Regions from separate parts of the Homo sapiens genome. Here regions 2, 3, 4 and 5 are each linked to region 1. Evidence: chromatin loops called from intact Hi-C (ENCODE). Cell type or tissue: A673. All regions are shown on one strand.

Region 1 (5,000 bases):
CACTGCCCTGAGACTCTCCTCCAAGGATTACTTTGGGTCGGGCCCACCCTGATCCTATTGCCTCTCTTCCTGCTCTCAACAGAAACTTGATAAGCACATCAGACCCGTGCTGGAAAACAGGCCTGTATTTTCTCTAGCACGAAGTAATTTCTACCCAGGGACTTTCCTGACACAGTTTGTCAAGCAAATTAGATTGTCAAGCAAATTAAAAGTAGCTGCTAAAAATGTGACCCTGAGCTGCTATATTCTTGTTACTCTGATCAACCCCACCCCTACATCCTGAAATCTGCTTAAGGGCAGCCACCTTCTCCATGGCTCCCCAGTGCCTAGGCCAGTTCTCAGCACACATTAGGTGCTAATACATGGAATCAGTCAGTGAATGAATGAGCGAATATAAAGCCATTCAAAATTCATTTCTTAAAAAGTGTATCTATTAAAGAATTGAATCTACTTGAATGCTTCTCCTCAGTGTCATTGTGGCTGAAGAGACAATGATAGCAGTAAACTCTTCTAACTGATAGGACACTTTTGTTGGGGGCATGGGGTGGACCATCTTTCATATTTGCTCGGCTCAGGAACATTGCATGTGTACAGACACCTTGACAGATCAGGAGGGCCTCCAAAAGCCCTTCCACGTACATAGCTATCAGTGTGACTCCGATATCTACTGGAACAACCCAAACTCTCGACATCTGGGTAAAAGTGAATAAAATCCCTAATTCCAGTGTGTGGAGCCTTCACCAGGATTTTGCAGAATCCCGAGGGACTTCCAGGGGCACGGCCCAGGCAGCTTCTGGGCTGTCTTCCACTCATGCCTCCTCTATTCTGTGCCACATCAACTGGTCCAGATGTGAACTGAGGCTTTCCCCAGTTCTCTCTCTCTCTCTCTCTCACACACACACACACACACACGTACACACACAGCACATAACACAAAACTTTCATGTGAAACTTTGGCAAGTAAACTTCACTGAAGACGAGGGGAGGGGTGTCCATGGGGCCGGCTCCCACAGCATGCAGCCCAGTCAACTCCGAATCAGGTGTCAGGCATTCCTGTTCCCTCTCGCTGACCCGCGCCCAGAGGCCATTGTCCGGACAGCACCCGCACTGGCTGGAACTCCAGGTTTCCCCATCTTGCCTGCTACTCCCTCCTCTTCCTCCGGCCTCCTTCCTCACCTCTCCTCTTTCAAAGGATATAAAACAAATCGTCCTCATTGTCTCATTAAAAGCAGTTTAACATCCTTTTTGTGACCTGAGACCCCTCTAGCACCCTCTTTCTCAGTGGTGTTTCAAGACTTTTCCCAAAGACAGCTCCTCCCCAAGAGGGACCCAGAGCCTGATGTTACAACACCAATGGCCCTGCCCTAGGCCGGGGCACAGCAAGAGCCAGGGGGCTCTGGCCTGGCTCCATCACCACCCCCTCCACGTCAGCAACACCCCTGGCAGAAAAGAGCACAGGACAAGGCCACGCATTCCTTGTCCCCCCTTTCATTAAGTGTCCAAGTAGTTGGATCTAATCCATTAGAGGCCTGGTCCCTCCCTGGTGCAGGACTCATTAAGCCATCACCTCATACCTGCTATGCCTGTCAGGTTCCAGAGTCCTCCCTCTCCCCCTGGCTGTCAGGACCTCAGACTTCAAGTGCTGCCCCCCTTGAAGTATGTGGCACTCCCCTTGAAGTATGTGACACTCCCCTTGAAGTATGTGGCACCCCCCTGTGACCTTCCAGGACCTCAGTGCTCCCTCCCAGGGCTCAGATAGCAGAGTCCAAAGGGAGGCTGCTGTAAAACCGCAGGGAACGTTGCCTTGGGGCTAAGCAGAGAAGCCATCTCTTCCTGGATAACAGAGGTGTAGCTGCAGACCCTGCAGAGTGGGATAATGCACGGTGGCCTCTGAGACCGGACTGCTGGGCCACTGGGCGTGGACCCTTTCGGAGCAGAGTGCACCCTACAGGCACTTTCTGTTTGTCAGAAACATCGTCCTAATAGACTTTGTTAGATCACGACGCTTTACTGCCATCTGCTGGAAGCTTATTATAATAAATACACAAACCTACAGAGTGAATGGTGCCTGCCTTGGTGTGGACTCCAATGGGCAGTGCTTGTTCCCCACAACAGAATGACGACCTGCCCTTGGCCCGGCTCCAGTCCCTGGGCACCGAGACACCAGGAGAGGCCGGGGGTGCACAGTAATGCATCTGGGCATGGGTGAAGCAAAGTCACATGTCCCTTCACCATGCAGCCAGCCCATGCTGAGCCCAAGAATCACATGAGGGAGGAGTCTCATGATATGCTCAGCCTTTGCAGCAAAATGTCCAGAAAAAAATGAATTGCAAATAGGTTAAGGCCCAAAGTAGGCAGTAATACTATGCCCTGGAGAGAAGTCAGACCAAGGTCGGTGTACTGACCTTGTCTTTTGTTTTCTATATTCTTGATGCTTTGACATTGGGGCCCTTGCTTACCCTGGAGGGACTTCCCCTTCCAGAGTGAGGCAGTTCTAAAACTAGTGTGGCCCCTTGGCATGGGGTGCCCCCTCCTCTTGGGAACTGTGAATAACAAACAGTCTTTTCAATGGCAATTCGATCTGTTGGCCTTGCTGTACGCCGAAGTTTCTGTTAATACACTCTACTTTAACACAGTGCATAATCAACATACTAAATAATGCCTGTTTTCAGAAGGAACATATGTGGACTCCAACTGCCATGGCTCTGTCTTTGCTCCAAATCCTAGTAGGATCCTGCTACCTGCCCCACCTGTACCCACCCAACTCCTGGTTTGCCCAGAGCCACACACTCCTCCTTTTATGCATGTTACTTGCTGTGGTCTGGTCTTATTTCTTTCTGGTTTTAGCTGCACTATCTGCCTAGTTTGCATTAAACAAACATTCGAAACTGAATCTCTTATTTTAAAAAGACACCTTTTTACACTCGACCTGACGAGTCTTTCCCCTTGGGGGTGGCAAAGTGTACCTAGGACTCCCAGTTCAGGGTCTGGAATGGGACTCACCTGGCTTTTATCCCAGATCTACTATTCAGTAGCTGTGTGACATCAGAAAAGTTAGGGAGGTAATATGGAGAGTTAAGAACAAGAGCTCTGGGGCTCATTTGTCTGCATGTAGATCCTAGATCTTCTCCTTACCAGCTGGGTAACACTCAGCAAGGTTCTTAACCTCCCTGAGCCTTAGTTTCCTCACCTGTAAAATGGGGACCATAATCATAAAACCCACTTCATAAGTTTAAAGAGGTTAATATTCATACAGTGCTAAAAGCAGACCCTGGTGCAAATTTGTTTAAATTTCTTATAGATGCTTGATATTAGACCTTTGTCAGGTGCATAGTTTGCAAAAATTTTCTCCCATTCCTTAGGCTGTCTGTTTACTCTGTTGATAGTTTCTTTTGCTATGCAGAAGCTCTTTAGTTTAGTTAGCTCCCATTTGTCAATTTTTGCTTTTGTTGCAATTGCTTTTGGTGCCTTCATTATGAAATCTTTTCCTGTGCCTATGTCCTGAATTGTATTGCCTAGGTTGTCTTCCAGGGTTTTTATAGTTTTGGGTTTTACATTTAAGTCTTTAATCCTTCTTGAGTTGATTTTTGTATATGCAACACCGTATTTTCTTAGACGATGAATGTGAATGCTCTTTAGACACTTGCTACTTTGCCACAGTCCCTGCTGCTTCCCAATATCTCAAATTCATTCATGTATTTTACCTCTCTGGCCACTGCAGCCTTAGAGTTTCTGACCCCTACAAGTTGACTGGAGTCCAGGAAAACAATGACTTTCTATTCCAGCAGGCTGGCTTTTTACCATGCCTTCCTGTGCATATTTTATCATTAAAATCATCCATTTTCCCTGGAAGTGCCAGTGATGGGTTTGAGGAAGGTCACAGGAAAATCTAAGGAGCTTATCCTCTTTTTACACCCCTTTTCAGAAAGGCACAGTGGCCAGCCAGTATTCTGTCACTTTGAAGTAGCAGTATAAAGAGGAGCCTGACCACAGGGTCCTTGAAGCTCTGAGCAGTTCCTCCAGAAGCCCCAGGTGAGATGCAGCTGCTGGCTGGGAGCCACAACTTTCCCAGAGCCCAATGCCTGGAGGCCGAGAGCCGGGGGATAGGCTCAACTCCCACAGGGGATGCCACATCCAGGATCACAAAGGTATCAGCAATTCATCAAACATAATCACCACAGATTGTATTCATGGAGGCTGGATAGAATTAGGAAGCTGCAGGCTACAGTGGATGCATTTCTGATTAGAATTTCTCAGCCCTGAGCTACTGAGGATAATGAAAGTCATCACTGGGAGAGGGGCAGAAAAAGGAAAGTAGAGAGAGAAGGAAGGCAGACACCAGTTTGGCCCCCATCCTGATCTCTAAATGGAAGGAGCACAAAGATCCCTCTATAGTTCATTTTCCCTCGGGCTCCTGCAACCTCATCTCTCTTTGAGGACTGGCTGCACCACAGGGGCCCCAGGCCCTCACCTCACACCCACTCAAGGGAATGTCTGGGGTACAGCCCCATAGCTATTTCTCACATATTCCCTGGGTGAGATTTCAGAAGCCCTGCACTAGAGAAAGACAAACAGTAGTAATAAAGACTGCCTTTCACAAGTCTTTCTTTGATGTTTTTAAAATCGTTTTTAAAAATTCTTTAAAAAAAACATATTTTGATATAAAGACCACTAAGGGGCCCCCAAGATTGCAGTTACCTATCATTCATTCTGAAGCGTGGGGAAAGGCGACTGGTGGGAAGGAAAAGTGAGCTAATAGGGGATTTCGCACAAGCATAATGGAGCTACATGGCTCTTATAGGACACATGCCCTATTTTGCATCCTGCCCTATGCTCTGCACGGGACATGCAAAGATGAAAAAGGTAAGCCGCTGTGCACTTGGGACAAAAGACAAGAAACAAAGGACTCCAGCACAAACAATTTGTGCTCAAAGGAGGGATGCCACTGAAACTGGAGGCTAATCTGATTAAGTTGCCAAACTTAACCTTCCTGCCTGCTT
Region 2 (5,000 bases), 480 kb before region 1:
TTAAGTTATTTGAGAAATCTCCAAACTGTTCCCATAGTGTATTCCCACCATCAGTGTATAAGTGTTCTCTTTTCTCCACAGCCTTTCCACTATCTATTCTTTATTGACTTTTTAATAATGGCCATTTTCAATGGTGTGAGACAGTTTCTCACTGTGGTTTTAATTTGCATTTCTCTGATGATTAGTCATGTTGAACATTTTTGCATGTTTATTGGCCACTTGTGTGACTTCTTTTAAGAAGGGTCTGTTCATGTCCTTTGCCCATTTTTAACTGGATTTTTAGTTTTTACTTGTTGATTTGTTTAATTTGCTAACAGATTCTAGATATTAGTTGATATGATTTGTCTGTGTCCCCACCCAAATCTCACCTTGAATTGTAATAATTGCCAGGTATCAAGGGTGGGGCCAGGTAAAAATAATTGAAACATGGTGGCTATTTCCCCCATACTGTTCTCATGGTAGTGAATAAGTCTCATGAGATCTGATAATTTTATAAATATAGGAATTCCCCTGCACATGCTATCTTGCCTGCCACCATGTAAAATGTGACTTTGCTCTTTGTTCACCTTCAGCCATGATTGTGAGGCCTCCCCAGCCATGTGGAACTATGAGTCAATTAAACCTTTTTCCTTTATAAGTTACCCAGTCTCCAGTTTGCCTTTATTAGCAGCATAAGAACAGACTAACACATTAGTCTTTTGTCAGATGCACAGTTTGTGATATTTTCTCCCATTCTGCAACCTGTCTGTTTACTCTGTTGTTAATTTCTTTCACTGTGCAGAAGAAGCTCTATAGTTTAATTTGGTCCCACTTGTCAATTTTAGCTTTTGTTGTCATTGCTTTTGATGAGTTAGCCATAAGTTGTTTGCAAAAGTCTATGTCTAGAAGGGTATTTCCTAGATTTTCTTCTATCATTTTTAGTTTGAGATCTTAGATTTAAATCTTTAATCTATCTTGAATTAATTTTTGTATATGGTGAGATGTAAGTTTCCAGTTTTATTCTTCTGCCTGTGGTTCACCAGTTATCCCAGTACCATTTGTTAAATAGGGAGTCCTTTCTCCAGTGCTTATTTTTGTTGATTTTGTTGAAGATCAGATGGTTGTAGGTATGTGGGTTTATTTCTAGGTTCTCTATTCTGTTCCATTGATCTATGTGTATATTGTTTGTAATGCTATCATGCTATTTTGATTACTTTAGAAGCTTACTTTAGTAGTTTTAGTAGCTTACTTTACTTTTAGAAGCTTATCTTAGTAGCTTTAGAATAAACTTAGAAGTCAGCCAATGTGATGCCTCCAGCTTTCTTTAGTAGCTTTAGAGCTTATTTTAATAGCTTTAGAATAAACTTGGAAGTCAGCCAATGTGATTCCTCCAGCTTTCTTTTTTGTTGTTGTTGTTATTTAGGATTTCTTTAACTATTTGGGCTCTTCTTTGGTTCCAAATAAATTTTAAAATAGATTTTTTCTAATTCTGTGAAAAATGGCATTGGTATTTTGACAGCGATAGCATTAAGTTTATAGATTGCTTTGGAAAGTATGATTATTTTATAATAACTGTATTGATTCTTCTAATCGATGAGCATGGAATATTTTTTCATTTGCTTGTATTGTATATGATTTCTTTCAGCAGTTTTGTGGTTCTTCATGTAGAAATCTTTCATCTCTTTGTTGTATGAATTCCTAGATATTTTATTTTCTTGAGATTGTATTCTTGATTTTGTTCTCAGCTAGAACACTACTGATGTATAGAAATGTTACCAATTGTTATATATCAATTTTATATTCTGAAACTTTACTGAATTTGTTTTTCAGTTCCAGCAGTCTTTGGGTGGAGTTGTTAGGGTTTTCTATGGATAGAATTATACCATCAGCAAAGAGCAATAGTTTGACTTCAATTTTTTTTTTTGGCATTGACCCTGGATAGTATAATGACTATGTGTCTTGGGGATGGTCTTCTTATATAGTATATCACAGGAGTTCTCTGAATTTCTTTTATCTGCATGTTGACCTGTCTAACAAAATTGGGCAAATTTTTCTAAATTAGATCCTCAAAATTTTTTTCAAGTTGCTTACTTTCTTTTCTCTTCTCCCAGGAATGCCATTAAGTCATACATGTGGTTACCTTACATAATCCCATATTTCTTGAAGCCATTGTTCATTTTTTAAAATTATTTTTTCTTTATTTTTGCTGACTGAGTTGATTCAGAGGACTGATTTTAAGCTCTGAAATTCTGCTTAATCTAGTTTGTTTTTAAGGCTTCTCACTGTATTTTGAAATTCTGTAGTGAATTTTTCAATTCCAAAAGTTCTGTTTGTTTCTTTCTTAATATGGCTATGTCATCTTTCCAATCTTGGTTCATTTTTCTGGCTTCTTTGTGATCGATTTTAACTTTCTCTTGGATCTCATTGAATTTCTTTCCCATTCATATTTGAATACTGTGTCTGTCATTTTACACATTTCATTCTGGTTAGGAGCCATTGCTTGGGAGCTAGTGAGATCCTTTGGAGTTGATGAAATGTTCTGGCTTTTTGTATTGCCAGAGTTCTTATGCTGCTGGCTTCTTCTCATCTGAGAAAGCTAACACTATTTTTTTTTTTGAATTTGCTATATTTTGGATGGTACTTCTTGATATTTTATTGGTTTTTCCCCTCAGGAGTAATAACTGTGGTGTATGTTGTGTATGGTCAGTTGGCTTTGTCTCTGGCTGCTTTCAGGGTATCAAGGGTCTTTACAAGTTTTCTGGTTGCAGGTAGGTTTGTGCAGTGGCTTTCTCAGACATCACTTTTTGTAGCAATATGATTTTGTTTGGTGGTGTAATTCAGGCTGAAGTCCAGTAGGTGGCACTTAAGAATAGGAACCAGCGCATAGGGGCAGGAGTGGAAGCAACAGAGAAGCATGAAACGTGCCTTTTCCCAGTGCATGCACATTCATCTTCAGTGAGGTGGAGGCACTACGGAAGCCCAAGAAATGATCTCTTTTAGTCCATTCGCTGGTCCAAGATGGGAAGAGCCACAGCTGAGTCCACAAAGGTGCACCAAAGAGGGAGGCAGGCTGGAGAGATGACTGCCCCCCACTTCCATTCCTGGGCTTTAGTGGTGACACCTTCAGCAGCTGGCACCATGTTCACATTTTCTTTGACCCAAGGGAACTTTGGCAGGCTGCACTGCCCATTCAGGGGTGGATTGTGCCAAGGGTTAGATCTCCAGGGAAGTGAGCTCCACCTCCTTTCCACTCTTTGGAGCTGGCAGAGCACTGTCCCCAAGCTGAGCAAGCGAGCAGGCTGGGGCACCCAGAAATAACATGTGGAGACTGGTTCTAGGTCACAAAGCTGTCCCTAGCTGCAAGTCTTGCTGCCTTCAGCTTCCACGATTACCTTCCCCCTCTAGTTCAGTGATGGGAGAGAGCCTAATTGCAGCACCTACTGCTTGGGTACTCTCCACACTCATTGCTCAATTCTGGCTGTGGGACCATTCCCTCATTCAAGAGCAAGCACTCCAGTTTCTGTCTCGAGACTAAAATACCTGCTGTGGCTGCTGCTACCAGGTCACCAAATGCTGTCTATATACTATCAAAATGGTGTCAGTTGTGGGCTTGTGACTGGGGAGGGTGGGGCCCCATTCTAGTGAATAGGCAAGAAGCTTTGGGAAGTGTGGTCCACTGAAATCTTGGCCTCACAGCAGCCTGTACCAGGGCATTGAGTATTGTCCTAGGTATGCATAGGAGAACCTGGCTTCCCTGTCCCTCTTTGGCTGGGTGGCAGCTAGAGTGCATCAGCCCAAAATCAAGACAATGGTGAAGTTTTGGACTGGGAACAGAAAGGGTGGAGGATGACCTAGGCAAGCAGTGTGAGCAAAAAGCTGTGGAGAGTGTGGTCTGATCATGTTTCAGTCTCACAGCAGCCTGTTTCAGAGCACTGGGTATGACTATATATATATATATAGGATAGCCTGGATTTCCTGTCAGTCCTTGGTCAGGGGGTGGCTTTAACCTTGTCAGCCTGAGCTCAGGTCGAAGGCAAGCCTCAGCCCACCACTAAGCTCTCAAAATGGTGCCTTGGTCTGGAACCAGAGGGGATGGGACACCATCCAGGCAAGCAGCATGAGTAAGACTCTGGAGAAGTGTGATCCACTTATATCTCAGTCTCAACAGTAGTTTGTAGCAGGACAGCAAGTACCCACCCAGGGGTGTATGGGTGCACCTATTCACCCCTCTCCCTTCTTGGAGCAGCACAGTGGTTGCAGCCATGGTCTATAGGTCCACAGCATCTTGGTTCTGAAAATGGCTCCTGACTGAGGCTGCTCCTGACACAGATAACTGTGGGATTCTGTGTAGGAACCCTTTCTGGAGCAACGTCTCTGTGCAAAATCTAGGCAGCTCCATATGTCAGGCACGAGGACCTAGTGGGTTGATGGTTTCTCCCATGCCAGGTTTGTTAAAGTTCATTTCAGAGGTCTGGGTATTTCTCTGTTACTGTTTCCCCACATCAAGGCATTTCTCCCAACTCTCAGTAAGTTCCTAGCTGGACAATCTGCCTCAAACTCTCTTCCTACTTATTTCTGGTGCTTTCCATCTCTTCTGTGATGAATCCAAACATTCTCTCCTAGAAGATATGTTTGAAATTTGAGTATCTACTTCCTATTCTGGCTCTTCCCCATGGTGGAAGCACATAGTACCTGTATTTAGTTGGCCATCTTGATCCTTCTTCTCTTTAGCCTTTTCTGTGTATAAGATCATGACATCTCTTAATAGTTTCATTTCTTCCTTTCCAGTATGTATGTATTTTGCTTCTTTTCCTTGTCTAGTTGCCATGTGATATGGCTTGGATCTATGTCTTCACCAAATGTCATGTTGAATTGTAATCCCCAATGTTGGAAGTGGGGCCTGATGGGAGGGAGGTGGTTGGATAATGGAAGTGGATTTCTCATGAATGGTTTAGCACCATGTGCTTGGTGCTGTTCTTGTGATAGTGAGTGGGTTCTCAAGAGATATGGTTGTTTAAAAG
Region 3 (5,000 bases), 160 kb before region 1:
AGAGTCAGTCGGTCCCTGGTACATAGAAGAAGCCCAAAAACATTGCTTCCTTCCTCCGTTCCTACATGGATTAGCTTCAGTCCACTCGCCTAACAAAGCACTTGACCCTTAGCTGCTCTCCCAGAGAACCAGGGAGGAATGTTGCTATTATCTCATATTGAGGAGAGAATGAAGACTCAAGGGTTAGACCACATGGACAACTTTAAAAAACCAGAGAAGGCTGATATGGTTAGGCTTTGTGTCCCCACTCAGATTTCATCTTGAATTGTAATCCTCATAATCCCCACGTGTCAAGGGAGAGATCAGGTGGAGGCAATTGAATCATGGAGGGGGTTTCCCCTATGCCGTTCTCGTGAGAGTGAGTTCTCATGAGATCTGATGGTTTTATAAGGAGCTCTTTCCCCTTCGCTTGGCATTTCTTCTCCTGCCACCGTGTAAAGAAGGTGCCTTGCTTCCCCTTCACCTTCTGCCATGATTGTAAGATTCCTGAGGCCTCCCCAGTGATGCTGATCTGGGAGTCAATTAAACCTCTTTCCTTTATAAATTACCCAGTCTCAGGCAGTACTTTATAGAAGTATGAAAAGGAACTAATACAATGGCCTTTTAAGAGGAGAGTCAAGTGTGAAATTTCTTGGCATGACACCTTGGATACCAACCAACAGGTGCTGCCATTGTCACCGTCGTTGTTGTTTTGACAATCTGCAAGAGAAGAAAATGCTTCACCCCTGTCTTAGTCTCCTTAGGCTGCTATAAGAAAATACCTCAGAGTGGGTGGCTTATAAGCAACAGAAATTTATTCCTAACAGTTCTGGGAGGTCCAAGATCAAGGTGCTGGCAGAGTTAACGTCTGGTGAGGGCTGGCTTCCTGGTTCTTAGACAGCATCTTTCTCACATGGTGGAAAGGGCAAGGGGTTTCTCTGAGGCATCTTTTAGAAAAGCTCCAACCTCATTCACAAGAGCTCCACCCTCATGACCTAATCACTTCTCAGAGGCCCTGCCTCCCATCACTGTCACCTTGGGAATTAGGATCTCAGCATATGAATTTAGACAGGGACACAAACATTCAGACCACAGCACCCTTTTATGAAACATCCTGCTATGGTTTGAATGTTTCCCCCAGATTCATGTGGTGGAAAAGTAATCCTCAATGCAACTGTGTTGGGAGGTGGAGCCTAATAGAAGGTAATTGAGTCACAGAGCCTCATAGTGGGCCTTGCAAGTCGTGCTACTGGGACTGGGCTTTACTGCAGGGCCTCTGGAGTGTTTCACACTGTGGAGTGGCAGGCCACATTTGCACTCTGGAAACACCATTCCTTATGGCAAGTCTCCTGTGGCTCCAAGGGGACTTCCTCTATTGCTCCTTAGCACCGCAATGTCTAGGGAGAAATAGCATACAAGCTATACTTGATGTAATTTTAAATTTTCTTGCATAAAAATAAAAAGAAACAGATAAAATTAACTTTAACAATATTTTTAACCTAACATCTCCCAGATATTATCAATTTAGCATGTTATCAATATACAAAAATACTAATAAAGTATATTACTTTTGTATCCATACTTAGCCTTTGAAATCTGGTGTGTATTTTGAACTTACAAAACATCTCAATTCTGACTAGCCACATTTCACATGGTAGTTAATGGCTACCACAGCTGACAGTGCAGATCAGACGCACCCTCTGGTGACCTGGGTTTAAACAAGCATTTTGGAGAGAGTCTCCACTGGATGTAAAAAGCATTGAAAAGTCATTATGAGGAAGCTGGGAGAGAGACGTGCAGATTGACCGTCCCACTTCACCAATAAACCCCAGCATGCCCTCCTGGAATTTTCTTTAAGATAAGAATCTTTATCTTATTTGCCATAAATCTTACCTTCAGTCAAAACAAAATGCCATTCCTTGGTGCCTTGGAGAATACCAGAGTCTGGAAAATGAAACTTGGAGGAAATACTAAAGGGTCTTCAGGAGAACTCATGTGGTCTCCTCGTGCCACCTTGGGACCTCCACCAGGAGCACATTGAAGCACTGGCTACTTAGGACCCCTAGAGGGCGTGGGGATTCTGCATGGTCCTGGGGTTCCCAGGGTAGAAGTGTTCTTCCTGCCAGAGAAGCACCCAGAGTGTCCCTGGCACCATTTCTTCAAGGGGACAAGAATCTGTTGGTGACCAGCACCAGAGTGGAGGCAAGAAACCAGTAATACCTGGTTTCCACACCAAACTTTTTGAATATTCTCCAACAGCAGATTTCCCTTACAAATCTGCTGTTGGAGAAACAGGCAAACCACAAACACTCTTTCAAGCACAGAACTCTCCGAGAAGTTGATGGGCTGCCTCTCACTCTTCCAGTGTAGCTGGAAGAATGCGCAACGTGGTTTTTGGTACAAGCCAGGAGCAAACTGGTATTTTCTTCTTTATCTTCCTCTAAAAGCAGATCTGTGGGGCAAACATTCTTGCGGGGAGAATAAAAATATTGTGTGCTTTGATTTTGGCCTCACTGCATATTTTGTCAACACAGGTTAACAAGGCAAAAGGGGAAGAGAAAGGACAAAAAGACAAGTGTGAGGGGCTTTATGTAAGAAAAGCTGCTGATAAGCACATGAGCCACACACAGCCCTTTCAGTGCCTGCATCTGGTGTGTGGAGATAACAAAGGCACCTTACCCTTTTTGATGGGGGAAAGAGGTTTTGCCATGTGACAAGTTAGCTCCACTAGAGAAGGAATTTTATATCAGTTATTTCCCTCATGTTAAAACAAAAAAACGGAGAGAAGCAGAGCGTCACGCCCAGCACATGCGGCAACCTTATCTTCTCCATAGCTAACTCTTTTCCTCCATGAGCTCGTCCAGTCCCGTGGCTTTAAATTCCATCTAAATGTGTGGTTCCCAAGGGTTTACCTTGAGCCCCCTGCCCAGCTCCACCACGCCCCATCTGTTCCTGGCCCTATTTCCCTCTCATCGCAGTTGACTGATTACTCAGTCCAGAACTCTTACAGGTACCCTTGACTATCTCTCTCTCATCCCACAGTCAAACCATCAGTAAATCTTGTGGCTCAGAATGCACCCAGGATCTGACCACTCCCATCCTCTGCCACCATCCTAAGCCAGCCCCACCTCTCCCCTGCTACACAGGCTTTCTCAGCAGTCTCCTCACTTCCACTCTACCAACCCCTACAATCCACTATCCACACAGCAGTGAGATTGCTCCTTTGAGAACCTAAGTCAGATCATGTCATTCCTCCACTCAAAGTCGTCAGCTCCCCAGCTTCCACTGAATGAAAGCTCAACTCCTTGCCAAGGCCTGCAGGCCCTCCAGCAGCTCCCACTCAGCTCCAGCCACTATGACCTCCTTGCTGGCTCCCTAGGGATGCCATTTCACTCCTGCCTCAGGGCCTTTGCACTGCAGTCCCTTTCGACTAGTCCTACCACAGACCTTCACACAACTCTCTTCTTCAATTCATTCAGTTATACGACCAAAGCCACCCCTTCAGAAGGCCTTCCTAGACCACCCCACCCAAAACTGCATCGCCACTGTACTGTATTTCCTTATTCTACTTTATTTTTATTCATAGCACTTACAACTACCTGACTTTATATTATATTTTATTTGCTTACTTACCTGTCATCTGTCTACCCCCACCAAAATGTAAACTCTAGGAAGGCAAAGACTTATCTTATCCATTGCTACATCTACATGCCTAGAAGAAGAATGCTTAGTACCTAGACAATCAATAAATATTAGTCACACACAAAAGATGTATTGTTCGGGATGTGGAAAAAGGGAACCCTTGTACCCTGTTGTTGGGAAAGTAAATTAGTATGGCCATTACGGAAAATAGTACGGATGTTCCTCAAAAAAATTAAAAACAAAACTATGATATGATCCAGCGATTCTACCTCTGGGTGTATGCCCAAAGGAAATAAAACCGGTATGTCGAAGAGATATACTGTCCAACATGTTCATATACTCACATGCTCATTTTAGCACTATTCACAATAACCAAGACATGGAACCAACCTAAGTGTCCATCAGTGGATGAATGATAATGAAATCATGGGGCCAGTCGCAGTGGCTCACGCCTGTAATCCCAGCACTTTGGGAGGCTGAGGTGGGAGGATCATGAGGTCAGGAGTTCAAGACCAGCCTGGCCAACATGGTGAAACCCCATCTGTACTACAGATACAAAAAATTAGCCAGGCGTGGTGGAGCATGCCTGTAATCCAAGCTACTCAGAAGGCTGAGACAAGAGAATTGCTTGAACCTGGGGGGCAGAGGTTGCAGTGAGCCAAGATCGCACCATTGTACTCCAGCCTGGCAACAGGGCAAGACTTTGTCTCAAAAAAAAAGAAAAAAAAGAAATCATGGTATGTATACACAATGGAATACTAATCAATATTTTGAAAAAAGGAAATCCTGTCATTTTCAACAATATGAATGAACCTGGAGGATACTATGCTAAGTGAAATAAACCAGGCAGGCTTTCTCCTATGACCGGCGAGGCCACGGGACCTGGCCCCAACAGGGCTCTCTGGGCTCATCACTCACTAATCTCTTCCCTTCTTACTGTTTCTGGAACATAATAAGCTTATTTGCCCCTCAAGGCCTTTGTCCTTGTTATTCCCCTGCCTAGAAAGACTCTCCCTTCACTCAGATGCTGCTTCACTCAGCCATCCTATCTAAGATAGCCACCACGGCCACCTCAGCCCCGACTTGGACACTCTGGGCCTTCAATCTTCTTCATTTTTCCCCAGAACTTTATACAATCACTTCCTGGACTTATTCGTTTGTCTTCCTGGTGGTATGAGACCTCCCTGAGGACAGATTGTTTTCCTGTCTTCCGTATCCAGGACATTGCCTGATGCACAGTAGGTACCCAACAAATATTAGTAGAATAAATGAATGAGGCAAGTAGCCAGAAGGAGACTGTGTAACCCACATGCAAATAAAAGTGGAAAATGTGTTCCTGCTGTCAGCAACCTTATCCCCCAAACCTATGGTCTCCTATG
Region 4 (5,000 bases), 220 kb before region 1:
AACTCCTGACCTTGTGATCTGCCCACCTCAGCCTCCCAAAGTGCTGGGATTACAGGTGTGAGCCACTGCACCCAACCTGGCTCCTTCTTATAAGGGCACTAATTTCATCTATAAGGACTTCAATCTCATGATATAACTACCTCCCAAAGGCCCTACCTCCAAATACTACCACATTGGGATTTAGGGTTTTGGCATATGAATTTGGGAGAGAAAATATTCAGACCATTTCATTGTTCAAGCAATGAGGCAGAATAAAAAGAAGCAAATTCCTCTTTCCTACACCTTTTGCTCTATTCAGGCCCCCAAGGAATTGTATGATGCTCACCCATGTTGGAGAGAGCAATCTACTTTACTGAGCCCACCCATTCAAATGCTAATCTCATCCAGAAACACTTTCACATACAAACCCAGAATAATCTTTAACAAAATATCTGGGCATCCTCCAGCCCAGTCAAGTTGACACATAAAATTAACCGTCACAGATGCAGACCAAAGTAAAAGGTGCAAGTCTATAAGCCAAGACGCATAAAACAGGGCAAGATTTTGGAATGATTATCAATGGCTGCCCCAGGGTACGAATGTAGATGTTTGGCAAACAATGATGCAGAGAAGTAGATAGAAGTCAGACCAATCATTTCCTTCAGACAGCTCAAATGCTTGCTGCAATATAAACAATTTTTTAAAAACATGTCTCACTTCTTTCATCAGATGGCCCATGAATGAAAGACCTGGATGACTTTCAGTGGGTGAGCCCTACCTCCTTGGTTGAACTCTCACCCAAACACTTGGACCCCACCCTTATGCACTGAGGTTAAATGCAAGAAATAATTAATGCCTATGTCATCTGTGGCCACATCGAGGACAGTCCACCTGCACCACCTTCTTCCAGGACCACAACGGTTACCTGGCCTTCACTCCCTCCAGCCCACAGCTAGCATCTGGTCACTAGCTCACTCTTCTAGTGGTGTCCCCTTGGGCTCAGAGGCATCCCACCACTTTGCTTGTTGGTTTGGTTATCACTTGAATGGTTATCACAAGCTGTTTGACTCAGCACCAGCCCAGCACAGGTTGGGAAAGGAGCAGAATATAGGGGAAAGTGGAGGGACTTTGGGACTAGAGTCTGGTTCTTCCACACACTTTCCAGGTGACATCAGTATTAGGCTAGGCCCCTTTACAAATCCAAACCTCATTCTTCTCGTTGGGAAAATAGAGATATTAATACTTCCTGGAGGGCTTGTCAGGAGATGCCACTACCCTGCAAGTTCCTTGGGTCAGGGACTTTGCCCTGCTCTCTGTCATGGTTCTAATCCCTGATGATTATCTGACATGTGGAGAAAATACCATGAAATATTCATGAGTGTATACAAAGTGCCTGACTCATAGTTAGCTCAAGTAAATGTGTGTGCCTGTGTCCTGAAAGAGTGGTTATTTCCCCCAGCACTAACACTACCGTAAGAAGTGCAGGTGGGAGAAAAACAAAGAGGACCTCTGAGTCAGACACCCCCTCCAGGGCTCCATTGTTCTCATTCAAGTCAGGAGATGGTGGAATATCTCCATGTCCCAGAAGGCCCACCCAACCTCTCTAACGGAAAACCTTTGGCTAGTTCAAGGTGTGGCATGAAAATTAAGCCCACACATCAGAAACATTGCACCCACCACAACCAGCATGGGTTTACCACGTGCTTGCATCTGACAGCATTGTTTAGACAGAGCTTTAAGTCTTAGTTTCACAAATTAAATGTGTTGAATGAGTGACCAAGTGATTGAATTTAGTCAAATAAATATCAGTCAGTTGATCCCCTTTTTTGTGAAAAAACAAGCATGCATTGCACCTGTACCAAATTTTGGCATGCATGATCTTATGGGCTAGACTGGGAGTGACTTTCAATGCTATCTTTGACTGACAAGGAACCTGAGGCTCAGGGAGGTTATATCGCTAGTAACCTGCAGAGCCTGGTGCAGAATCTACAAGCTGGCCTGCACTGAGATGCCTCTACGTGGAGCAAAATGTCTAGGTTTTGCTTAATTTGAACCCATCAAGAAAGAAAATGGCACTATTCTGGGGTCAATAGTTCTCCATATTGTGTGAATATTGCTTTTCCTTTTCTACTTTAAAAGTGACACCAGAGTGGTTTTCGCCAGTTAAAAATACTATAGCTGTCTGTTCAGTAGGGAATCTTTTGTAAAGAGGATCAAATATTTAAGACAGGGCATTTTTCCCCCTTAGAGCAGAGCTAAGCGGAGGATAAAAACGTGCTATCTTCCTCATCCGTATGCAAGAAGGAGAGTTTGGATCCACATTCTTGTAAACCTGGAGGAGTCAGATAACAAGCGTTTCTCAATCCAGTGGCTCAAATTTCAACCAAATATAACTTTTCTATCTTGCAAGACAGATGTGGCAATCCAGAAATATTATGATGAGAATGTAGGGGAAGGAGAAAGCACAGTTTGTAGTTACATGGCAATGAAGGGATATCAAACTGTGCACCATAATACCATGAATTACGAGACCAATGGGACAAGAATTTTTTTCCTGGGAGGATGGATGGGTGACACTAATACTCCTGTGACTGAAGAAAGCCAGCATGTGCCCTGATGTTACAGAAGGAAACACAGACATAAAAGTCTAATATAAACATTCTTGGGCCCAGACTGAAGTGAAGATAGAAAGGTTACCATCGACAATATGGATATAAAAATATCAATCTGCAGTATAATTATAAATAAAACGGTTGTTAACTTTTACAACGCCTACATATATTTATGTAATGTCAAAGCTTACACATCACCAATCTTTATATCAACTTTTATATTGGCATTCTGAGAAAAACACCATATTTCCTGGAGTTTTTTGTAAAATAACAGAGAGGCTATGGCCATAAACATTCTTCAAATGCATAGATCTCATCTCTGCGTGTGTAAATGGTATGTGTGCTGTGTACATTGACATGCTAATGAAAGCATAAATAACTCACCAGAGACTCCAGAAATGGCCAGAGCAGCATTGTCAATTTGACCTTTAGCAGAAACAGCATGAAAATATTACCAGTGCATCCAAACGCTGCACCCACCCTGAATCTGGGAATGCAGGAAAGAACAGAACACCCTGACTACTTCCTATACGACAGTGTGGCCCAAAGAGTGCCTGGTCCAGCCTCAGGGAGACTGAGTTCAAGTCTACAGCTGCCAGTAGCCGGCTCAGTAATTTTTAAGTAAATCGAGCATCATTTTATGTCTCCAGATGTTTGCCCATAACAGAGACTTTCAAGTATATGTATGAGGCCAGACCCAAAATCATGTGAAAGACTTTTTGAGATCCCAACCAGAAACCATTAAATTGAGGGCTATTCCACTCATAAAGGTAACATGAGAAAGTGGTGCACTTACTCCAAGGATAAAATTGTCACTATCATTTGCAGACCTCATTGGTTGCTACTGTCCTACAGGGCAACACCTGCTTGGGGAACAGCCTTGGCTATACAGGCAATGGGGCTGGGTTCAAACTCTGACCCCATCACTTATCAGCTATGTGACTATAGGCAAGTCACTTAACCTCTTTGAGATGTCATTGCATCTGCTGTAACATGAGAACAGCAGTATCCACCTAATGGTGGTATTGCGATAATTAAAAAGCCACAGCTAGCATGGTGAATGCTGTGTAGTAGACAATAGATGAAGGATTCTCCTTCTTTTTTCCGACATGGGTTCATTTACAAGTTGCACAAGAAAACGGCCTCATAATATCCACCCAACACATCAGCCAGGCTTGCCACGAGGATCTGATGTGACAGTAGATGTGAAGACACTTTGAATATCTCATTTATCATAACCATGTGTGTTCACTGAGTGTGTATATATAAGAGATGCTGTTGTAGGTGCCAATAAATATGTTATTTAGACCTAATAATCACTACCATGCTAACATTGATGGGAAGGAGGGGACTTTGCCCTCAACTCACAATCTTATCCATAAAGAAGGCAGTTTCTGGCCCCTCTTCCCATGTGGGGAAGCACTCTCTCTCCTCACCTCAATTTGCTCTTCTCCATTAGAAGAGTAATCATAAAGACATGGGCCTTTTCCCAAATGTACTCCTTGTTGGGCATTTGTCTAAGGGCTTCACACACAGTTACTGATTTAGTTCTCACAGCACCTTCAGCAGATGGCATTATTATTATTCCCATTTCACAGATGAGGAAATCAAGGTTGAACTCCATCATGTCACCTGACAGCAAAAGATGTGTGACCAGTAAGTGTCCGAGCCAGAGAGACATGGGAGGAGAGAGGCAGCTGTGTTTGCTCTGCAGACCCCAAGGATACTGATCCAACCAGCCGATGGGCAAGAAGATCAGATAAAAGGAAGGGGTAGTCCACCTCCTCTCCCAGCTGCAGGCCCAGGGGAAGAGCAGGGTGACGGTCAGGTGCACATGTAGAAGGTAAGCCCAGATGCATGCATACCTGGCAGGAGGAAGCACTAGAAGGGCCACTCTGAGGATAAATGTGGAGGGTGAGACAGGAACCTGCCTTTAGGGTTCTGCAATTCTGCCTCTGGGTGCCTGGCATGGCTCACAGAGAGTCTGGACTCCACAACCAGATTAGCACTCGCTATTAGACAACACCGCCTAGTGGTTAAACTCACGGTCTCTGCCTGCATCCAAATCCCAGCTCGGTCCCACCCCATTTACTGAAAGGCCAGATTCAGATGGGATGTGGGAGCTACACTTTGCTCAACCCTAGACTATATTCTCTAATCTAGGGTGGCCCTGAGCTTTGCTTTGTGGTTTCTGGAACTTGCCCGGGTTAATAAAGCTGATGTAGTTTTCCTTTTAACGGTGTAAAACCCTAAACCTCTAACAGTAAACTGGGGGCCTAAAAGAAATGTCACTGGGTTTTATTATAATTATCCACAGGCCCAGGGATTCTCAAAGTGCAATCCTCGAACCAGTGAGATTAGTATGGCTTAGAAAATTATCTGGCCCAATTCCAGACCTACTGAGTCAGA
Region 5 (5,000 bases), 160 kb after region 1:
CCTCCCACAACACATGGGAATTCTGGGAGATACAATTCAAGTTGAGATTTGGGTGAGGACGTAGCCAAGCCATATCATTCCACCCCGGCCCCTCTAAATCTTATGTTCTCACATTTCAAAACCAATCGTGCCTTCCCAAAAGTCCCCCAAAGTCTTAACTCATTTCAGCGTTAACCCAAAAGTGCATGGTCCAAAGTCTCATCTGAGACAGGGCAAGTCTCTTCCACCTATGAGCCTGTAAAATCAAAAGCAAGCTAGTTACTTCTTAGAAACAATGGGGGTACAGGTACTGGGTAAATACAGCTGTTCCAAGTGAGAGAAATTGACCAAAACAAAGGGGTTACAGGCCCCATGCAATTCCAAAACCCAGCAGGTGCAGTCAGATTTTAAAGCTCCAAAATGATCTCCTTTGACTCCAGGTCTCACATCCAGGTCACGCTTATGCAAAAGGTGGGCTCCCATAGTCTTGGACAGCTCAACCCCTGCGGCTTAGCAGGGTATATCCCCCCTCCCGGCTGCTTTCACAGGCTGGCATTGAGTGTCTGCGGCTTTTCCAGGCACACGGTGCAAGCTGTCGGTGGATCAACCATTCTGGGATCTGGAGGATGGTGGCCGTCTTCTCACAGCTCCACCAGGCAGTGCCCCAGTAGGGACTCTGTCTGGGGCCTCTGACCCCACATTTCCCTTCCCCATTGCCCTAGCAGAGGTTCTCCATGAAGGCCCTGCTCCTGCAGCAAACTTTTGCCTGGGCATCCAGGCATTTCCATACATCTGCTGAAATCTAGGTGGAGGTTCCCAAACCTCAATTCTTGACTTCTGTGCACCCACAGGCTCAATACCAAGTGGAAGCTGCCAAGGTTTGGGGCTTGCACCCTCTGAAACCATGGGCCGAGCTGTACCTTGGCCCCTTTTAGCAATAGCTGGAGCAGCTGGGATGCAGGGCACCAAGTCCCTCCACTGCACACAGCATGGGGACCCTGGGCCCAGCACATGAAACCATGTTTTCTTCCTAGGCTTCCGGGTCTGTGACGGCAGGGGCTGCCCTGGAGACATTTTCCCCATTGTCTTAGGGATTAACATACAGCTCCTTGTTACTTATGCAAATTTCTGTAGCCAGCTTGAATTTCTCCTCAAAAAATGGGTTTTTCTTTTCTACTGCATCATCAGGCTGCAAATTTTCTGAACATTTGTGCTCTGTTTCCCTTTTAAAACAGAATGCTTTTAACAGCACCCAATTCACATCTCGAATGCTTTGCTGCTTAGAAATTTCTTCTGTCAGATACCTTAAATCATCTCTCTCAAGTTCTTTGAACAAATCTCTAGGGCAGGGTCAAAATGCTGCCATTCTCTTTGCTAAAACATAACAAGAGTCACCTTTGCTCCGGTTCCCAAAAAGTTCCTCATCTACATTTGAGACCACCTCAGCCTGGATTTCATTGTCCATATCATTATCAGTATCTTTGTCAAAGCCATTCAACAAGTCTCTAGGAAGCTTCAAACTTTCTCACATTTTCCTGTCTTCTTCTGAGCCCTCTAAACTGTTCCAACCTCTGCCTGTTACCCCATTCCAAAGTGACTTTCACATTTTCAGGTATCTTTTCAGCAACGCCCCACTCAACTGGTACCAATTTATTGTATTAGTCCATTTTCATGCTGCTGATAAAGACATACCCAAGACTGGGAAGAAAAAGATGTTTAATTGGATTTACAGTTCCACATGGCTGGGGAGGCCTCAGAATCATGGCGAGAGGCGAAAGGCACTTCTTACATGGCGGCAACAAGAGAAAAATGAGGAAGAAGCAAAAGCAGAAACCCCTGATAAACCCATCAGATCTCATGAGACTTATTCACTGTCACAAGAATGGCATGGGAAAGACCAGCTCCCATGATTCAATTACTTCCCCCTCTGGGTCCCTCCCACAACACATGAGAATTCTGGGAGATACAATTCAAGCTGAGATTTGGGTGGGGACACGGCCAAACCATATCAGCCCTGGTGGTCAGGAGGGAATAAAGGCAATGGCCTGAGTTTCTCCTCACAACACCAGCCCTCCCTGTAACTTTCTGAAACTCCTTTGTCCCATCCAGACAAAGGAGTTTTGTTTGCTGTTTGGTTTATTCGTTAGGTACTTACGAAGTGCCAATGCTATGACAGTTACATCAGTGCTGACCCCACCACTGTCACCTTCATGCCCAGGGGCTGTGGAGTCCAGTACACCAGAGGGTCCCCAGCCCTGACTCTTGTGGGGAATTACCCTGGAATGACCAGACTCTGCCTGGTGGCAGAAGGCCCCTCGAGAAGATGGGAGAGGAGCCCTGGGGCTGTGTGAGGGCTGCACATGGCTGGACAGATGGGATGTAGGATGCAGCAGACAGGCCAAGGCCATGGTCCCAAGGCCAGACCCACAAAGGGTGTAAGGGTAGCCCTAACAAAGATGCCTCCAAGGCTTGGGACTTTGCAAGGTCTTTCTTAGGAGATGCAGAATGAAAACTTAAGCCACCACCATCTAGCCTACACCCACAGTGCCTGAATAAGACCCTTCTGGATGGAGCTGGGGGCAGAGCAAGCAAGCTGCCCTAAAGGTCTCTCATTGCTGTGGGAGCCCGCCCATCCTCTGACACACGAGCAAAACCATTTTGTTTCTTCGCTCGGCATTGTTCTGTTTGTTGGCTTGCTTTCATTCTGCTTCCTTTCCTGTTTTTGGCATCCTCATTAACATCATGTTCTAGTAAGGATTATGTGCTTCAGAAGCTCAGGAAAAGGCAGGAAGCTCAAGCAGGCTCTGGCTTTGGCGGCGTCCCTGAAAGCAGTGGTGGCCTCGAAGCCAGGTGGAATCATTCGTGTCTAGTGCCATCTTTTGGCTATTTTCGAGAACTTCAACTAACAGAGCTAAAGTAATGCCTGCTGGCCTTCAGCGCTACAAAGCCTCTTTCTTTGCTTCTAGTTTAGGGGAAAGGCCAGTCTAATTCGGTCAAAAATCTAAGCTGGAGATCACTCACGAGTGAAAAGATACTTTTAAACTTTCAATAGCCAGGAGGCAGGGCCAGAGCCTGGCCTATTCTTCTTGAAAACTTTGGAAAGTTTCTTGATGGGTAAGATTCAGCAAGTAGGTCAGTCCTTGTGCTACCCTAGTACCCGGATAAACTCAGCTGTACACGGGAAAATAACTCCCTGGTTCCCCCACTAAAGAAGAGTGTAATGCTCTATCTTTCCAGGCCAGTCCCCTCCGAGGCCCCTCACTCTCTAGCCCTTCACACAAACTCACCATCCGGCACTCCCTGCCTTGGGCTGTTGGGGAGGAAATCAGAATCTCGAGGCTAACAGATCCTGCTGTGGCTGCAAGCATCCCTAAGTGTATGTATTGTCTCTGGGCATTTTAGTGGCCAGATGGAGTTTCTCCAGAAAAGGCCCCATCTCCCATGAGAACCATGAATTCAGACAGCCGGACCCAACAACGCCAGTCTTAGGAATACACTCTCCAGAGGAATACACACGTGCAAAATGGTACTGGTATAACTTGTAATATTATAACACATGGTATTCATAGCAGTGTTGTTTTTAATAGCAAAATATTGATGATATTCTAAATGTCTCTCAACAAGAGGATATTAAATACATTGTGGTACAATGAAACAACAGAATACTAGGTAGCCATAAAAAAGAACAATATGGGAAGATCTCCAAGATATATTATTATATGAAAAAAGTGCACATAGTATGCTAGCATACATAAGCATATTTATTCCATATATGTGCAGATAGATGTATAGCATATGCACATATAAAATGCTTATATAGGTGATCAAATATTTCCAGGACAGTACACAAGAAACTGGCATTATTGGAGCCCTTTGGAGGGAATCAGATGGCTGTGGATGGGGATGAGAGGGAGACTTTTGTATCTTTCCATTTTAAACCAATTTATTTTAAATCAGTGTATTTACTTTTTCAAAAGTATGTAAAGAAAAAAATGACCTCTGTCACCTAGAAGCTGGTCAAGTGCCTGGAATAGAAGCATCCCATGGTGGACCACAGCAGAAAATGAATAAGATACATTTTGTAGACAGATTAGCATTTCATACACTTCTCTGTATTTGCTTCTTATGTTATCCCAAGACTTCTAACAAAGTACTGTTTGAATATTCCAGGTTTGCCTCTCCATGCCGAAGGATTTAGCTCTCACAATAACAAAAATGCTAAAATGCAGGCCCTGCCTTGAAGGAGTTCCCAGTTTCCTGAGCTCAGCAGACACCTAGAATACCTTGCAATAAAAAAAATAGTTTGGATAATCTATTGCTATGCAACAAAGGCCCACAAAACTTAGTGGCTTAAAACAACAATTTATTATTATCCCCTTCAGCACTGTGGGTTAACCGGGATCAGCTGGGAGGCTTCTATTTAGAGTCTTTCATGTGGTTGCAGTCCAAAGGTGGCTGAAATCGGAGTCATCTGAAGGCTCAACTTGGCTGTACATCAAAGATGATTTCTTTGCTCACATGTCTGTCTCCACAGCTGCTGCTGGCCCTGTGCCTCTGTCCAGGTAGCCTCTCCACATGGCTGGTTTGGTTTCCACACGGCATGTCTGTCATCAATGGTAGATGGCTTCTCCCAAAAGCTGCAACCTCAGAAGCCGTGCACTCTCTTCTGTTGCATTCTATGGATCAAAATCAAGTCAGAGATCTAGCCTGGATTCAAGGGAAAAGGACTATACAAGGGAAGAAATACTGGGAGGCATGGTCATCTTTGGAGAATGGCTACCACAAGCTAGGATAAAGACAAGCCCAGGTGCAAAGGCAGCCCAGAACTTGACCCTGACTCACTGTCCATCTCAGCACTTGTTCTAAACTGGAGCCTTCTTATGCTTTTGAAAAAAATGCATCTTGGGAAGTTATTATTAATGTCTTCAAATTTCAAGCCTGAAAAAAATGAGGAAACCCGGCCAGGCGCGGTGCTCACGCCTGTAATCCCAGCACTTTGGGAGGCTGAGGCAGGTGGATCG

The links. Hi-C counts contacts between places; a loop is a spot of excess contacts. Peaks named below come from ENCODE experiments on the same cell type or tissue, not always from the same donor. Only the 100,000 strongest peaks of a DNase experiment are listed, where the experiment ranks them.
Region 2: it touches region 1 in a loop (3.0-fold over the local background); 26 of 110 quality-filtered maps call a loop at or near these places.
Region 3: a loop joins it to region 1, with 4 times the contacts of the local background. A loop is called at or near these places in 14 of 110 quality-filtered maps.
Region 4: it touches region 1 in a loop (8-fold over the local background); 8 of 110 quality-filtered maps call a loop at or near these places.
Region 5: a loop joins it to region 1, with 7 times the contacts of the local background. A loop is called at or near these places in 24 of 110 quality-filtered maps.

The regions. Positions count from the first base shown.
Region 1 is chr2:121,972,231-121,977,230 of GRCh38, reverse strand. The region is part of intron 2 of LOC105373592 (a long non-coding RNA gene); the gene reads right to left. Among named protein-coding and RNA genes, the nearest start is that of LINC01823, 180 kb to the right of the region's middle. RefSeq lists an enhancer at 667-1,174. In A673, a CTCF peak has its summit at 1,987 (motif pointing left); DNase peaks (open chromatin) are centred at 50 and 2,010; H3K27ac peaks cover 3,143 bases.
Region 2 is chr2:122,449,091-122,454,090 of GRCh38, reverse strand. No RefSeq gene overlaps it. Among named protein-coding and RNA genes, the nearest start is that of LINC01826, 620 kb to the left of the region's middle. In A673, a CTCF peak has its summit at 2,821 (motif pointing right); a DNase peak (open chromatin) is centred at 2,860.
Region 3 is chr2:122,133,304-122,138,303 of GRCh38, reverse strand. The region is part of intron 2 of LOC105373592 (a long non-coding RNA gene); the gene reads right to left. Among named protein-coding and RNA genes, the nearest start is that of LINC01823, 350 kb to the right of the region's middle. RefSeq lists a silencer at 1,959-2,068. In A673, a CTCF peak has its summit at 2,034; a DNase peak (open chromatin) is centred at 2,053.
Region 4 is chr2:122,191,151-122,196,150 of GRCh38, reverse strand. The region is part of intron 2 of LOC105373592 (a long non-coding RNA gene); the gene reads right to left. Among named protein-coding and RNA genes, the nearest start is that of LINC01823, 400 kb to the right of the region's middle. RefSeq lists a silencer at 3,492-3,692. In A673, a CTCF peak has its summit at 4,634; DNase peaks (open chromatin) are centred at 1,360, 2,360 and 4,620; H3K27ac peaks cover 3,553 bases.
Region 5 is chr2:121,809,284-121,814,283 of GRCh38, reverse strand. It overlaps LINC01823 (long intergenic non-protein coding RNA 1823), which reads right to left. Exons shown (of 5, transcript NR_183364.1): 5 at 4,326-4,655. Among named protein-coding and RNA genes, the nearest start is that of LINC01823, 21 kb to the right of the region's middle. RefSeq lists enhancers at 89-657, 2,418-2,919. In A673, a CTCF peak has its summit at 2,863 (motif pointing left); a DNase peak (open chromatin) is centred at 2,813.